Regions from separate parts of the Homo sapiens genome. Here region 1 is linked to region 2. Evidence: chromatin contacts called from ENCODE Hi-C data. All regions are on one chromosome and are shown on one strand. The core of a region is the stretch at or near the end of the contact, and the rest is flanking DNA. Distances in the headings are between cores, read along the strand shown.

What was found. A loop is a pair of places that touch in the nucleus more often than their neighbours do. Pooled maps may share reads with other maps.
Region 1: a loop to region 2 is called in a map of CD4-positive, alpha-beta T cell, with 20 times the contacts of the local background. The contact joins the promoter of AVEN here to the promoter of OTUD7A in region 2. A Hi-C loop is called at or near these places in 2 of 168 maps with a recorded cell type or tissue (CD4-positive, alpha-beta T cell and naive thymus-derived CD4-positive, alpha-beta T cell), 4 of 37 single-sample maps with no recorded cell type and 16 of 50 pooled maps.

Annotation. Positions count from the first base shown.
Region 1 is chr15:34,037,190-34,041,350 of GRCh38, reverse strand. It overlaps AVEN (apoptosis and caspase activation inhibitor), which reads left to right and starts at 2,147. Exons shown (of 6, transcript NM_020371.3): 1 at 2,147-2,571. The coding sequence starts at 2,305. All of the region lies in intron 1 of CHRM5 (cholinergic receptor muscarinic 5), which reads right to left. RefSeq lists silencers at 2,055-2,224, 2,405-2,614, 2,705-2,764, 3,115-3,174.
Region 2 is chr15:31,868,926-31,873,144 of GRCh38, reverse strand. It overlaps OTUD7A (OTU deubiquitinase 7A), which reads left to right and starts at 2,472. Exons shown (of 13, transcript NM_001382637.1): 1 at 2,472-2,638. RefSeq lists a silencer at 2,440-2,509.

The DNA of each region.
Region 1 (4,161 bases), core at 898-3,397, 2.2 Mb before region 2:
TTTGGATAAATTACATCGGTAGCTCCTTAGATACTAAAACGTACCTTTTGCACCAATCTATCTGTGCTAGTGGTTCTCATCCAGGGTGATTGCCTCTCAGGGAACATTTGGCAATGTCTGGAGATGTTTTTGGTTGTCTTAATGAGGGGGAGAGGGGTTCATTCTGGCATCTAGTGGGTAGAGGCCAGGGATGCTATTAAATATTCTACAATGCACAGGATAAGCTACCGCCACAAAATGTTACCCAGCCCTAAATTTGCCAACATTGAGAAACTCCGATTTGTGCAAATGTCTAGTTTGAGATTAATGTGTGGATCTTCAACTTGGTGAGAGGCCAGACCAGTGATATGCTGGTAGATATTTAACCATATTCTTCCATGCCCCTTCCCCACTGCTATGGTCTAAATGTTCATCTCCCTCAAAATTCATGTTGAAATCTTTTTTTTTTTTTTAGACAGTCTCCTTCTGTTGCCCATGTACAATCACAGCTCACTACAGCCTCAACCTCCTGGGCTCAAATGATTCTCTATCTTAGCCTCCCAAGTAGTGGGACTATAGGCATATACCACCATGCCCAGCTAATTTTTGTAGAAATGGGGTTTCACCATGTTGCCCAGGCTGATCTTGAACTCATGTCTCAGGCAATCCACCCGCCACAGCCTCCCAAAATGCTGGGATTACAGGCACGAACCACACACCTGGCCTGTAACTGTGTAATCTTGGAAGTTACTTAACATCTGTTTTAGATTCCTGATCTGTAAAATGGAGACAACACTAGCTTACCTCGTAGGCCAGCTATTAGTCCCAAATGAAGTGATATGAGAAGTATGTAGAATAGTGTTTGGTGCATATAAGTGCTCTACAAGTGTTACTATTTTTAAGACTGTTTCTCTGGAGTTGACAATCCTTCAATAGTTCCCCCTGTCTGGAAGGCGCCCCTACTCCCATTTACCAACCAGGCAAACTCCTACTCAACCATTAGGCTTTAGCTCAGGGGTCTATTTCTCATGAAGCCTTGGGTAACCCGTTTAAATATAATTTAACTTTTCTTCTTTGGACCTTGATCTTGAATCTCTCACTGCACTCAGCAACACGGTACTGTAATCATCTATTCACACGACTAGATTATCTTCCTTGTGGGCAGTGAGCTACTTGAGGGCAGGGGCAAGGTTTTTTTTTTGTTTTTGTTTTTAATTTCAGGACATAGCACTGTGCCTGATGCAGAGTAGGCAATTAGAAGCAATGAAAAGTATTAACTATGTATGGATATAGGAAAGAACCAGAAAGTACTGAGGGGGAAGAAAACACTTATTCTGCTAGGCTGACATTTTAGCCCTTGCTTTCATTATTTTCAGGTGGTTTCAGTCCCAAGTTAAAAACTGCTTTCATGCATCTGTGTAACCAACTGTTCCCCTTCCTGTTTTCTCCTTGGTTGAAAGAAGGGACTGGAGTGAGACCGCCTTAGAATGCCAGTTCCACCACTACCTAGTTATTCACTTTAGTCAAGTTTTTTTTAACCTTTCCAAGGCTGTTACCTCACTGCAGAATAAGGATGACAGTCATCCCTACCTCATAGAGCTGTTATGAGAATGAAATACTCATGTGCTCAATAAATGTCAGCTGTAGTAGTCATTTCTACAGAAATTCTGCTGAGGACTTTGACGCCCTTTCTAGCCATCTCCCAGTTTCGCACTGTTCTCTCTCCCACGTGCTGCAGTCCACCTCTCACCAGACACAAACTCTTGTCTTTACATCCACACCTCCTGAACCCTGACTTCGGTATAGTTTTAAAATGATACACATTCGTTGCTGAAAATTAGATTAAACGGAGGAAAAAAAATTAACTCACTTCAAATCTCAGCAGTTAACCACTAACATTTTAGTATGTATTTGTTTAGACCTTTTCTTATGCAAATACATACGTTTAAACTTTTTTTTTCCGAGAGTTCACATCATACAAATTTTATTTTATGACTCGTCCTTGCACTTAGCACGGTCTCTCCCCCAACCTATCTCTGATGCCTTGAGAATCCCCCCGCCCCGCTGCAGACCCCCACCACTTCCAGCTCCCAGCGGTCCGGCCTTCCCGCGGTCCCGGTTCCGGCCCCACCTGCGGGACGCCGGCCGCCCCGCCCCGCCCCGCTCCGCTGCGGCCGGCCTCGATCCCTAGCCCCGCACCCCGCGCCTCGCTGCTACCGGGCGCCTTTCGCTCGCGGCTCCTCCGTGCGGCCCGCTTCCGGTGGGGCCAGGGCGTCTCCGCCGCAGCTCGGCTCCCGCGCGCTCAGCACCGCCAGCGGCGGCCAGATGCAGGCGGAGCGAGGAGCTCGGGGAGGCCGTGGGCGGCGGCCAGGCCGCGGCCGGCCTGGCGGAGATCGCCACAGCGAGCGGCCCGGAGCCGCAGCGGCGGTAGCCAGAGGCGGCGGCGGAGGCGGCGGCGGGGACGGAGGCGGACGCCGGGGCCGTGGCCGTGGCCGGGGCTTCCGCGGCGCTCGCGGAGGCCGAGGAGGAGGAGGCGCCCCGCGAGGCAGCCGCCGGGAGCCGGGAGGCTGGGGCGCAGGGGCCAGCGCGCCGGTAAGAGGCGACGGCTGGTGGGGCTGGGACCGCGTGTAACTGGGGCAAGTGGGGCCGAGGCCGCCAGTCAAGAGCCGCAAGAGAGCGTGCCAGGCGCGCGCCAGACGGGCGGCGGCGCCGGCGCCTGCGCGGGACGGGCGGATGGTGGCGCGGGGGCGCGCCTGGTGGCGGGGGCGCGCCTGGGTATGCGCTTGGCCCTCGTGGCCTCCTGGCCGGGCTGGCGCGAGACAGTGGGGGTAGGAGGGCTTCCCAGCCTGCCCCAGGGTCCGGGTTAGGAACCCAGAGGCCAAGGCCGTGTGTCAGGGCTGCAAGTCTCGGCGGCCCGTGGGCCGGCTGGGCTGTCTGTACGAGTACCACTATGGGACGGAGGCGCGGCCACGACGTGGTCCCTCGGCAGCCTTTACGGGCACGCTCCTGTTATTAGGAGGGAAAGGATTTTTTGGTCTGTTTTGTTAACTGTCTGTGCAATGCCTAGTACACAGTAGGCGCATAATAAAAAGTTTGTTGAGTGAAAGAATGACCCCTACGACTGGACTCTAGTATTTGGGGGCGGGACCAGATGCATAGTTCTTTGTAATAGCGTAGTTCTCTTTTATTATGCCTGTATGTGTAGAAATCAGCGAGCACTGGGCTTTGTCGTTTTGAATTTTCAATTTATAAATGAGCAGTCAAGTTCTGAGTTTTAATAGCAATATCATCAGTCTTATTGACACATTCATAGAAGGAAGTTTTTGGAGATTGGAGCAGGGGATGATATATATGGGGGCAAAGCTAACCATATCTCAGCTAAAGGAGTTAGAGGACTGTCTTTTTATGAGTTGTTCTGTTACCTTAACATCTGTAGGACAAGACCATCTTTATATTCTGCATTCTTATGCACACTGATTTAAAAAATTCTTTTTTGCATGAGGCAAAATTTGCTCTTACTGAAGTATTTACAATATCTTGAGGGCATAGCAGATAAGATATCCCTAAAGAGAGTAGTTGTATACAGCAATACAGAGCTGGAAAAAAAAGTATAAAACTTAAATTTAAATGTAACAAACTTAAATCTTGTTAGGATTAAGATAGGTAATAGGCAAAACTTGAATGAGATATAAAAACATTTTTAGGGTCAGTTTACCTCGTGTAAACTGACAGAAACTAAGGTAAATGACAGAAACTAAGACCAACCTAGTGCCCACTATATATCACATTTTGTTCTTATAACTCTATTATATATATATAATATATATGTAATGTAGAATTATGTAATATAATAGTATGTAATTATATATTAACTACAATGTTATATATTATTTATATATCCATATATAGAGAGTAATCTTTATTTTTACAGGTTAACTGACTTGCCTAAGCTTTCACAGCTAGTGGCAGAGCTGGGATTTATATCAAGCTGCCCTTGAGTCAACAGTATTTTATCTCTTACTTTTTCGTGAACCAGTTACCACTTTATTGAGAACAAAGTAGATATTCCTTAGCTGCAGGGATCGTGCTTTAAGAGTAATTGTAGTAATGGTACATTTGGTGTTAACTATGGTGTCTGGCGCACAGGACTTTACTAATAAGTGTCTTTAAGTTGAATTGAGT
Region 2 (4,219 bases), core at 1,223-3,722:
GAATATTAGATAAAAAGGACCGATTCCTTGAATGATACAACTACATTTTACAGAAAAGCAAACAGATCACCTAATAGCTCTGTATCCACAAAGAATCAATAATTAATGAAGTCTCAAAAAAATCACCAGATTCAGATGGTTTCACCAGGGAATTTTACCAAACATTTATGGAAGAATTGATATAGGTTCTTTACAATTTCTTACAGAAAATACAAGTAAATATTACTTCTTAACTCATTTTATGAGGCCAGCATTACCGGCATACCAAAATAAATTAAAGACATTACAAAAAAGAAAACTATAGCCAAATATTTCTCATGAACATAGATGCAAAAGTCTTCAACAAAATATTAGCATATTGAATACAATGGTGTATAAAAACAATTATATACCATGCCCAAGTAGAATTTGACCCAAGTATGCAAGACCGGTTCCTTGAAAATCAATTGAAAATCAATGTAACCCATCATATCAACAAGCTAAAGAAAATAAAATCACATGACCGTATCAATAGATGCAGAAAACGAATTTGGCAAAATCCAACATTCATTCATGATAAAAACTCTGCAAACTAGGAATAGAGAGAACTTCCTAATCTTGATAAAGAAGAACTAAAAAAATCCTACTGCTAACATCATATTTAGTGGTAAGAAACTGGATACTTCCCCTAAATTCAGGACAGGACTGTTAAGAGAATGAAAAGACAAGCTTCCACTGGAAGAAAATACCTGCAAAACACGTATCAGATAAAGTACTTCTATCCAAAATACACAAAGAACTCTTAAAACTCAACCATAAGAAAACAACCTTTTTTTTTTAATGGGCAAAAGATGTGAACAAACATCTCACCAAAGAAGATATACAGGTGCATATGAAAAGTTGCTCCACATAATTTTTCAGTAGAAAATTGAAAATTAACAACGATATAGCACTATATGCCTACTAGAATGTCTAAAATTATAGATGATAGACGGATGGATGGATGGATGGACAGATAGATAGATAAAGATAGCCAATATCAAGTGCTGGTGAGGATGAAGGAAAGGGATTCATATTTGCTGACAGTTATAAAAATGCTATAGCCACTCTAGAAAACTGTTTGGTTCTTATAAAGTTAAACAAATTTACCATAAGATCTAGCAATTGCACTCCTAGATATTTAGTCAACTAATTTAAAAAATTTGTCCGTACAAAACGCTGCATGCAAATGTTTATAGAATGTTTATTCACAGTCGCCAAAAACTGGAAACCACGCAAATATTCTCCAGTGGGTGACTAAACAAAATGTGGTACAAATAATGAGACTCCCCTCAACAATAAAAAGGACTATTACTATACACAATAACATGGATGAATCTCCAAGGTATAATGATGAGGGAATAAAGTCAGTTTCAAAATGTTACATATTGCGTAATTCCATGTATACGACACACTCACAAAGACAAAACCGTAGCAATGGAGAACCTATCAGTGGTTACCAAAAGTTAGGGTTGGCGGGGGCGCTGTTATAAAAGGGCAGAACTAGGGAGCTCTTTATTGCGCTAGTGGTTACATGAATCCAAACAAGGGTTCAAGATCACAGGATTATATATCAAATAACCAATTTTACTGAATATCAATTTTAAAAGTCAAATAAATTATTAAACACTATTAAACATATACAATGTTTAAAGTCAAGCAAAAAGTCCTAAACTAAAAGTAAAATAATGATTGTTTAGAAGTACACCAGGATGGTATGGGTCATCTGCAATATAACGTCCTGTTTGGGATAAGGAAGCGTGACTACATCTACAGGGTGACGTGAGAAGGGCCCAGAGCAGCGAGCAGGTCTTGCCATCAGGGAGGGGAACCATCTGAAGGGGTGGCGTGAAAAAGTCTTTAGAGGAAGGCAAAAAATGGGAAAAGGTCAGAGAACCTTTTTGGGAGGTAAAAGGACCAGCTTTGGATTAGGCGTGATGCACAGGCCCCAGCGCAGGGCGTAGAAACTGCAGCCTGGACAGCCTGGGTGGGAGAAAGTTTGGGATGTTTAGGAAGGAAGGGTGCGCCAGCCAGGGGGAAGAAACGAGACAGGTGGCCGCAGATGGCGCGAGTCAGGCAGCAGGAAAAGGCAGGCTGTTTAAGCAGCCTTTTCCTGCAGTCCAGGCGGAGAGCGCAGAAGGAGCACCCCGAGGGGCAAGCATGGGAGAGCCGGAGCGGGCTCGCGGGCGCGCGGGCGCTGTACGTCCCCTCCTCGGCTCGCGGCCGCGAGCACGCGCTCTCCGTGCCCGGCCCCGGAGGGGCGGGGGCGGGGCACAGGCGCGGCGCGCGCACGTCCGCGCGGGGCGGGGGCGGGGCGCGAACGCGACCGGTGACGTCAGAGGAGGGCGCGCGCCCGGAGGCAGCAGGCGGAGCCGGGAGGCGGGCGTTGTGCGCGGCCGCGGGCGGAGCGGAGGGGCGCGAGGGGCGGAGCGGAGCGCGGGAGGAGGCGGGGGAGGAGAGGCCACCGGGACCGCGAGCGGCAGCTGGGGAGGGGGCCGCGGAGCCCGAGCGGGAGCAAAACAGCTGATCTGGTTTTCCTTTAAAGCGAGAGAAAATGGAAGTCGGGTAGCGGCGACTGCGGCGCTGCGGGCTGGCGGAGCGGAGCGGCGCGGCGCGGCAGGTAAGACGGCGCTGGCCGCGGTGCTGCCGGCGGGCGGCGGGGCCGGGCCCGCGGACCAGGCAGGTGCGCTCTCCGGGCGCGGGGCCGGCGCCGTCTCCTTCCCGAGCTCCGTGGCGAGGCAGGTGGGCGTTGAGGCCGGGCGACCGCGGGGCCGGGGCGCGGGGACGCGGGGGGCGCGGGCCCCGGCTGGGCTCGCCGGCGCGTCTGCATTGCGGGCTCCGCTCCGGACCCCGCGGGCTCCCGGGCCACCGGCTCCGGCCCGGCGTGGCGCGCCTCTCTCGGGCAGGGCGCGGCGCTACCGCTGGGTCGGGGCTGCTGCCTCCGCTCAGCCCTTTGGCTGTCCGCACTGGAACGTGATGCCAGGCGTGGGGCGACCGACCCCTCGGTCCGTGCGCGCGCGTCGGGGGTCCCGCGGCTCTTGCAGACGGCCGGGCAGGGCCCGGCCCCGAGCCGCGCGCGAGGCCGCTCGCCGGGCACCGGAGCTGTGACTGCGTGGGTCCCCGCGGCCCGGCGCACCGCCGTCCCGCTCGCTCTGCTGGGTCTCGCTGGACAGCAGGCAAACCATTAAGGCAATTTGGCTGTGAACCCAGAGGCCTTCCCTAGTATCTCCTCACTGGAGGGGAAAAAATTGCATCTGCGGTGCTTTAAGTGCTCCTTTAAATTTGGGAGATGTCAGTGATGTCATCATTAACTAAAACTTTCCTTCATTGGACACAACCGCTCAAGTGTACCCTCCTCCCTCCCGGTGAAGCTATTGCAGCCCTTTGAGAATCTCTGTAATAAAATGGATTTGCCTCTGCTCTGTAAACTCAGCTACCTCACACAAGTGCAAATGACTTTTATTTCTGTCTATTGGCTTGAGAATGTATAGATTTAAGAGTAGCTGAAGGGAAACTTGTGAGACCCCGATCAGGGAAACGCTTCATCCACAGCACAAGGATCCAGGGGAAAGTCATGTATGACATGCACATGGTTACCGCCAGGTGATACCTTTGTAAATGGAAGTGGGCTGTAAGAGGAACAATTTTTAAAAATATGATGAGGCAGATAATGTGTCCAGGAAAAGGTTGACAGCGGGGCCTAAATCTTTACAGGTCTTAATTGCTTCAGGAAAATCTGCAGGTGTCCTTCACCATCCTCCTCCTCCTCCTCCAGGGTGTGCCCGGAGAAGCCTGCCCTGGGCGAAGGCGGGGAGGCAGGTTCACTAGGGTCCTCCCAGCAGCCGTGTGTCCCACCAGCTTCAAAGGCCTCTTCAAGACCCAAAGAGGGTTCACGAGAACAGAGGTAGATCTGCACGGCACACTCAGTTCTGGATAAACATTCCCCACTAAATGGGATCAACACTCCATTATTTTATTGTGAGTGTGCCATTAGTACCAATTCTTATGGGAACAAAACTAAGCAAGTTCCCAAGGCAATCTGAGTATCTACTCAAGCCTATCATATCGAAAGGATATCCAATAAGGGACAAAAGTATTGACATTTTTGTATTTAATAATTAATGACACCTCCTAATTGGTTAAAATAAGCATGCCTTAAATTGTTAGTGTGATTTTATTGGATCTGTAAGGAATTTAATAC